2 separate regions of the Homo sapiens genome follow, and region 1 is linked to region 2. Evidence: read pairs that join two places in POLR2A ChIA-PET (ENCODE). Cell type or tissue: Panc1. All regions are shown on one strand. Links, peaks and the distances in the headings refer to the core of each region. The heading gives the core; the rest is flanking DNA.

The links. Peaks named below come from ENCODE experiments on the same cell type or tissue, not always from the same donor. Only the 100,000 strongest peaks of a DNase experiment are listed, where the experiment ranks them.
Region 1: POLR2A ChIA-PET joins it to region 2 with 6 read pairs; 2 of 35 experiments call an interaction of 5 or more read pairs at or near these places.

What each region holds. Positions count from the first base shown.
Region 1 is chr6:98,214,998-98,219,412 of GRCh38, reverse strand. No RefSeq gene overlaps it. Among named protein-coding and RNA genes, the nearest start is that of MIR2113, 190 kb to the right of the region's middle. In Panc1, for the core only: no CTCF peak of the experiment used is centred there; no DNase peak of the experiment used is centred there.
Region 2 is chr6:98,144,891-98,149,305 of GRCh38, reverse strand. No RefSeq gene overlaps it. Among named protein-coding and RNA genes, the nearest start is that of MIR2113, 120 kb to the right of the region's middle. In Panc1, for the core only: no CTCF peak of the experiment used is centred there; a DNase peak (open chromatin) is centred at 2,450.

The DNA.
Region 1 (4,415 bases), core at 203-4,202, 70 kb before region 2:
AGCCTGGGCGACAGAGTGAGACTGTGTCTCAAATAAAAACAAAAAACAAAAACAAAACAACAACAACAAGAAACCTGGAAATAGCCATTTTCCATGGAGCCATGGTTCCTTTCTCATGGTAAATATAATTTGGAAACCTTAACCTCGTCACTAAAAAGAATAGCACTATAGGTGCTTTATCCTTGTTCCTATACCTTTTTTCAGGCTGAACCACAAATATACATATTTTTAAAAACATGGAAACAAACCAGGAGACTGTACTGATATTTGGATTTAAGTTAGAGATCACAGTTTTTTGGCCAACTTCTTTGATTTTAAAAATTTACGTCTTTTCTATTACTCAAAAATCTTGATTCCTAATATTAATGTAATTGTTCATTTGCTCTATATTTTAATAGTGCCAAAATAACAAAGCCATTATTATAATTAACAATAATCAAAGAAATGTAGTTTAACATATCTTTGCTCTTCCTTTCTGAGCTTCCTATTAGATTAGGTTTTACAAGGGATGTGCAAACAAAATACTATTTTAAAGTCAGTTTCAGTAATCCCCTTCTTTGTGTAGTTAAAATAGCAACCTTATATATAGTTGGATTCATTTGTTTTAGTTTGTTTTCAGTTCTTAGGAATTCCTTTTACTTTGCTATTTTAAAAGTATACTATACATTTATACAATTTCAAACTCAAAACTATGTAACAAGGTGCATTGATAGATGTCTTGCTTCTATCTTCATCCCTCTTATCCTCTTCCTTACCTTCTTTTATAGGTAATTATCTTGATTAGTTTGTGGTTTATCCATCTCTTGCTTATTCTTGAGAATATAAGCAAATATTTATATATATATTCATATGTCTTCTACTTTCTTACACAAAATGAGGCATACATTTTCTCTTAACAATTTATCCTGTAGATCATTCCATACTATATATATATATAAATATGTACATATATATGCATAGTGCTTACATATACATACATACATATGCATATATGCACATATATATATGCAATTGCCAAATTTCCCATAGGTGTTATACTATTTAATCTCCCGCCAACAATGTGTGAGTGCTTACTTCTCCATGGCCTCCCCAAGAGAGTACATTGTACAATTTTTATTTTTGTCTATCTGATAAGTGAGAAATGATAGCTCAGTGTAACTTTAATTTGCATTTCTCTTATTATACTGAGGATGAGCATCTTTTCATATGTTAAAGGACCATTTTTCTGTCAATGATCAATTCATATCTTTTGTCCATTTTCTATTGAGCTTTTATACTTTTTCCTCCTTTTTTATAGAAAGTGCTACAATTTTCAATTCTGGCTTAGACCCAAAGTGGCTCTGGGCAAGTTACCCTTTCGTTTTCCAGTAAAAATGATGCTGGTCATTGGGAATATACAAACTGCTTACCAAGTTGAGAGATTGATTCACAATAAAATAAATGATTTCATTTTTGTAATTACTTGTTTGTAGTTGCACTGGTGTTATGTAATCCTCAAACCATTTTATCTAGTTTAGTAGTGAATGAAATTTGCAAGTGGAAATCTAGGTGAATAATCAATCAGAAAAAAACTGATAATATAACAGCATATCATGTTTTAACCTTTTAATAACCTCCCCATGAAAGTAAGGGAAGACCATCACTACCCTCATTTCACATCAAACTCTCACATGCAGAAGCTAATTTATAAATGTAAATCACTTGGGAAATACAATGCAATAGTAATGTAAAATAAGAATGCATATTTTGATTATTTGATATAGGAAACACAGATGTAGGAACCTAAATTGAATAATTCTATAATCATAATTACAACTTCCCAAGCATAATGCTGCTTATTAGATAACTTTGGCTTTTTGTTATAATAAAGCAGACTTTCTCCTTTGCCCTTAGGAGGACACAAATTACAAGACCCCTGACTTTCAACCAGTTGGATCCATTAGCATAGCTGTGGCCAAGAGCATACCAAAAAGATGGAAAGTGAAACAAAATTGACTGTAGCTGAGAAAAATGTCAGCTAAAAGAAGGGATCTGTGGAGTTATTCTAAATCTAAATCTAAATCATAGTTCTAGAATAGACTCATTTCACCCAAAAAATAAGTGGAAAAGATGAAGATTTAACAAACTGCTTATCCTAAATACAATGAATTCTAGATTATTTTGAATTTTATTTTTCCACTTTGACTCTTATTATGAACTGACCTAAGATAATTTGGTTATACAAACTTATTAGGTTCTTTTTAATATATGTTGAAATCCACAGGAAATTTAAGATAGGTAGAGGTTAACTGTTCCCCACAACTTGCTACTAGAATATTCATTAATAAGAATTCATAAAATAGTTCCACAAGTTTGATGTTCTGTTCTCTCTGAAACTCTGAAAAACCCTTGCAGAAAAAATTTACCTAAGGCAAATGCAATACTATTGTAGTAGCCAAATTTAGCTAACTCTCTGAGTCACATGACCAAATATCATCTGGAAAACTTGAGAAGTCCACAATTCTATTCCCAAGGACAAAGGCCAGGATCCATGGACTTTTTTATTTCACGATGTGAGGATAGAGAATTGTCTACAATACTCCAGCAAATGCATCTATATTGAATATACTGATTTCGGCAATGCCATTTAGGATATCCTTTATTCTAATTAACAAGTCACCAATATTAGCGGTTAAAGCCTATTTCTACCTTAGGCACTACAAAAATGAGCAAAGCATCTGGTTTTGATGAAAGATAAAGATAACTAAAGAACTTTTAATAGCTACCTTTGGATAGTGCTTTTTTGTATTGAATGCTAAGTGGCCACCCTTGGTGGGAGATTTCCTGATCAGACAACTACTTGCCCCTATAGTATGGCTTAAACATTATTTTAGACTCTTTATGTTTTACTATTTGGAAGTGTATTACAAATGTTATAACTATTTTATGAGGAAGATAAGGTAATGCTTTTCTTCTTTTTCTTTCTTTCTTTTCTTTTTTTTTTTTTGACAGAGTTTTTGTTCTTGTTGCCGAGGCTAGAGTGCAATGGTGCGATCTGGGCTCACTGCAACCTCTTCCTCCTAGGTTCAAGCAATTCTCTTGCCTCAGTCTCCCGAGTAGCTGGTATTACAGGCGCCCACCACTATGGTCAGCTAAGTTTTCTGTATTTTTAGTAGAGATGGGGTTTCACCATTTTGGCCAGGCTGGTCTCGAACTCATGACCTCAGGTGATCCGCCAGGCTCGGTCTCCCAAAGTGCTGGGATTACAGGCGTGAGCCACCATGCCTGACCTCATTGTTCTTTTATCCTAACTTTTAGGAAAGTTTAAAAATCATTAAATTCAATAGTAATATTTTTATCTTGAGAATAAATCATTAACTTGTATAGTAATATTTTTATCTTGAGAAAAAAATATGCAAAGTACTTCAAAGTTTACTTACACGGGACTCTACTACAGTTTCTTACCCACTGCAATTTCCTCTCATGATAAGTTTCTGATTACCAACAGATATAAAAAAGGCAAGAAGTCACCAACTACTTAAAAGAAGTAGTTTTCTAAGCATATAAACACAAATTCAACCTGCCTTGTGTCAGTATCAGACCAGCACCTTATTTCTTTAACTCCAGGCACCAGAGCATGACAGGTGTAACAGCTCCAAGCAAGTGTGTTTCTATGTGCTGAGGTCAAGAGGGGATGGAGGCATGAAGAGAGTGTGAGAGGCCTTTGGAAATCCTGCTCTAGGATTGGCCTGAGAATATTTCAGCACTTCTATTAATGTTTCTGCTCAACTGCCCTTCAAGTTGTGCCTGAGGATTTTTAAAGTGCAGGGTAGTTGTTAAAGGACAAAGACTAAAGTGTTTTGTGGGAATAACCAGTTGAAGTTGACCAAGATTATAAAGTAATTTGCAAAGCTATTTGCTTCTACACACAGCTTTTAAGTGTTAGAATATCATGCCACTACAAAAGTATTATCTAAAATGAGGTAATATGCTGTATTGCATTGTACAGGCTATAAGCAATTATGGAGGGATATACTTTCTTCACTTGTATTAATAAAGCTGAAGAAAATATAAAGAAATAAAAGCCTGGAGTATATAACAACTCCTGAGGCAAATTGAAAGAAATTATGAAAGAATTCATTGTATTACTGAAACAAAGCAAAATGAAATGCATTGTGACAACATGATATAAATCACAAGATAATATCACATCTTAATAACCAATGCTGAACAGAAGAGAGACTTCTGTGTTGATTTACTGTGTAGAAAATATGACCTGAAAGAAGCCCCTTCACCAGCCAAATCTTTACATACTAGTACTGTCAGCTGTGCTCTCCCTTCAAGTATAGGACTGAGACATCATCCTGAGCAGACAGACATGGGCTGAAAAAAGTTTGGCCAACAATTTTTCTGACCTGGCCCTATTCCGCTGAGTT
Region 2 (4,415 bases), core at 255-4,254:
AATAATTAATTTAATACATCTTTGTTAGGTACTTGTTATGCTCAAAGTATTGTTCAAGTATATTAGTGAACAAAGACCAAAAACCCTATTTTGTAGATCTTTACGTGGTAATGGATGGAAACAGACCATAAACAAGGAACTTAAATAATTTATTAAATGATGAAAAAGAAGACATAGATGAGTCCCAACATTAAATAGCATCGTTAGAATAACACTCATCGGAAGATGACTTTTAGGTTCATGTCTGAATTTACTCTTCCAGGAATCATCTATTCACATAACTGATCCCTTTTTAAAATTATTATAGGTATGCATTTTATATTTGATATCTAGTCACACAAATCCCCCTTTATAATTGTGTCATATTTTGAACATTTTGGATATAACCGTTCTTTTTCTCTTCTATTCAATTTTTAGAATCAAATAAAGTTCTGAAAATCTCTTTGGATAATAATTGGATTTGCATTATGCATAAGCTAATTTGAGAAAAATTTACATCTTTATTCAGTTTTCCACTATGAGAATATAGAAAGTATATCCATTTTTGTAAGTATTTATATATTTATTGGTAAGACTTTTTTTGCTTTCCTCTTCGACACACATTTCCACTTAAGTTTATTTACAGGTATAGTTTTGGCTGCTGTTTAAAATGTGATCCTTTAATTTTCAGTTTGGATACAGAAATGTATTAGGTGACCATTTCAATTTATCTTTTCTAATACATTTATTAGTTAATGTTTTTGGCTTTGCAAAATCATAGAAATAGAGACAACACTTTATTTTCCTTTCTTTTCATTCTCTCTTTTTCTGTTTTATGAGCTAGTTGTTGTTCATCTATTTTCTTATTTTATTATATAAACTAACTTGGAGCACAATGTCAAAGAAATAGTGTTGACTTTTGGAATCCCTATCTTTTCTTAATTGAGAGGACTTTTTAAAATTTTTGCAATCTATCTATATGACAAAGGGCTAATATCCAGAATCTACAAAGAACTTAAACAAATTTACAAGAAAAAAACAACCCCATCAAAAAGTGGGTGAAGGATATGAACAGACGCTTCTCAAGAGAAGACATTTATGCAGCCAGCAAACATATGAAAAAATGCTCATCAGCACTGGTCATTAGAGAAATGCAAATCAAAACCACAATGAGATACTATCTCTCACCAGTTAGAATGGCAATCATTAAAAAGTCAGGAAACAACAGATGCTGGAGAGGATGTGGAGAAATAGGAACACTTTTACACTGTTGGTGGAAGTGTAAATTAGTTCAACCATTGTGGAAGACAGTGTGGCAATTCCTCAAGCATCTAGAACTAGAAATACCATTTAACTCAGCAATCCCATTACTGGGATATACCCAAAAGAATATAAACCATTCTACTATAAAGACACATGCACATGTATGTTTATTGCAGCACTGTTCACAATAGCAAAGACTTGGAACCAACCCAAATGCCCATCAATGATAGACTGGATAAAGAAAACGTGGCACATAAACACCACGGAATACTATGCAGCCATAAGAAAGGATGAGTTCATGTCCTTCGCAGGGACATGGATGAAGCTGGAAACCGTCATTCTCAGCAAACTAACATAGGAACAGAAAACCAAACACCTCATGTTCTCATTCATAAGTAGGAGTTGAACAATGAGAACACATGGACATTGGGAGGGGAACATCACACACTGGGGCCTGTCAGGGGGTGGGGTGCAGTGGGAGGGATAGCATTGGGAGAAACACCTAATGTAGATCATGAGTTGATGGGTGCAGCAAAGCAACATGGCACATGCATACATACCTATGTAACAAACCTGCACATTCTGCACATGTACCCCCGAAGTTAAAGTATAGTAATAAAAAAAAAAGTACATGATGTTATGGGATACATACAGATAATGAAATGGTTACTATAGTGAAGCAAGTTAATACATATGTCTCTTTTTTTTAAGAGCAGCTAAAATCTACTCATTTAGCAGGAATCCCAAATACAGTAGAATTGTATGACCTGTAGTTCTCATATTGTATAATAGATCTCTAGATTTCTTCATCCTACATATCTGCTACTCTACTTTGTATCCTCTGACCCACATCTCCCCATTTCCTCCTCTCTCCCCCCACGCCTGGTAACCACTATTTTATTGTCTATCTCTGTATATCTAACTTTTTTAATACACTCCACATATAAGTGAGATTATGCATTTTTTTCTATGTCTGGCTTATTTTACCTAGTTTAATGTCCTCCAGCTTCATCTGTGTTATGGCAAAATGGCACAATTTCTTTCATTTTAAAGGCTAAATATTATTCCACTATGATATTATTTCACATCATACTTTCTTTGTCCATTCATCTGTCAATAGACACTTAGTTTGTTTTGATATCTTGGCTATTGTAAATAAAGTCTAAATGAACATGGGAGTGCATATATCTTTATGAGACGGTGATTTCATTTCCTTGGGTATGTGCCCAGCAGCAGGATTGCTAAGTCATTTGATAGTTCTATTTGTAATTTCTTTGGAAACCTGTATGTTCTTCTTAATGTCTGCACCAATCTACAATCCTAACAACAGTGTAGAAGGGTCCTCTTCTCTCTGAAATAATTTTAATAATTCTTTATTAATAATAATATAGGCATGTAGCTTAAAGTAGATATAAAGATATAATAAAATGTATATCCTTATTTTCCCTTATTATGTATATGTGTGTATCCTTTTATTTCTTATTTACTATAATTTTTTGTTATTTTAGTCAGAAATTAATTTTAAATGGATATTAAATTATGTCAAAAAGCTTTCAACATAAACCAAGATTATCACATTTTATTAATTTGAAAAATACATTTTGGAAAGGAACCTAATTGGAAGTGATGCATTATGTTTTAATATATGGGTTTGTGGTTATTGGCTCATATTTGATTTATGATTAATTATTTCCTTAAAATATACAGACCTATTTTCATGTAACTTTCATAAATTTTTCTTGTCAGTATGACAACTTCCTTCCATGCTTTACTACACTATTAACAATAAAATACGGTGATTCATGTATTTCAAAAATTGAAGCTGGGCATAATGTTGTGTCCCTGTAGACCTAGCTACTTGGGAGGCTGGAGTGGGAGGATTGCTTGAGCCCAGGGGTTCAAGTTTAGCATGGACAACATAGCAAGAATCTACTTCTAATAAAAACATTAAAAGAGCTTTGTATATTGTTTTAGAGGTAATTATTTGAAAACTTTTCAGTTCTCTTCAGGGATTTTTGTATTTTTTAAAACCCAAATATGATCATTAACATTTTAAAAAAATTAATCTATTATAACAAGTTTTAAATTGATTTAAAAATAATTTTTAATCTCATATTTTTAATTTTACTTTCTTAGAGCAAATTTTGAATTTGGTCCTTCTAAAAGCTTTCTGATTCTATACCACTACAAGAAAAGAAGTTTTTTAATTTCCCCACTTTACATTTTTGGAATTTTCTAACTTTTGGTATCTTTTAATCTGTTGCATTTTAAATTTATGTTTATTTTTCACTTGCTTTCTAGTGCTCAAGGTTTAAATTTCTTTCCATATTTTATTTGCTAAAATATTCAGTTATGAATTTGCTTTTGAGAAAACTTTGGCAATATTTTATATGTTTTGATGAATAGTATTTCTATTTCTGTTCCTTTTGAAAAACTCAAATTCCATTATTTTCTTCTTTCAGAATTTTACAATGAGTACTTTAAAATATATATAAGTGGTTTAATTAATTTTTATATATGTGCTTTCAGTCAGAGAATGTGAACTGTATTCTACTTTGCAGAATTTGAGGTCCTATGTATGGCTCAAATCAGTTTTGTTAGAATTTCATCGTGTGAGATATATATTATATTTTGTGGATTAAAATCACCTTGTATTACATTAGTATCAACCTTTATATCATTAAAATCTTTTAAAATCTTTCCTTTTCTTTTACTTGATCTCTGAAGTACATACAGCTTTACAGTTTTAATATAATATGTAATACAAGATAATTTTAATCTGAAGAGACTTAATATATATTCTTAAACAAGAAGTGGAAAATTAACAACTCTGTTTACACTATAAATAAAATCTCAAATTCTACAAAGCAGAACACGTATAATTAAACTTTTAAAAATATTTTTATTTATTGCATTTTTATTCCTAATTTACCTTGTCTGATATTAATATTGTGATTTCTGCTTTTCTTTTTGCATTTGTGCAACATTTTAAATTCTTTTATTTCAACCTAGATACTTTTTATTGTTTTAAATGATTCCTTCATTGCCTCATGAAAATAGATTTTTTTTCTTTTTTGACTCAGTTTAAAAATCTTCCTGTAACAATAATGTAACTCTTATATTGTTACAGTTGATATATTTGGTCTTGAGACTGTATTCTTTTTCATATCTTT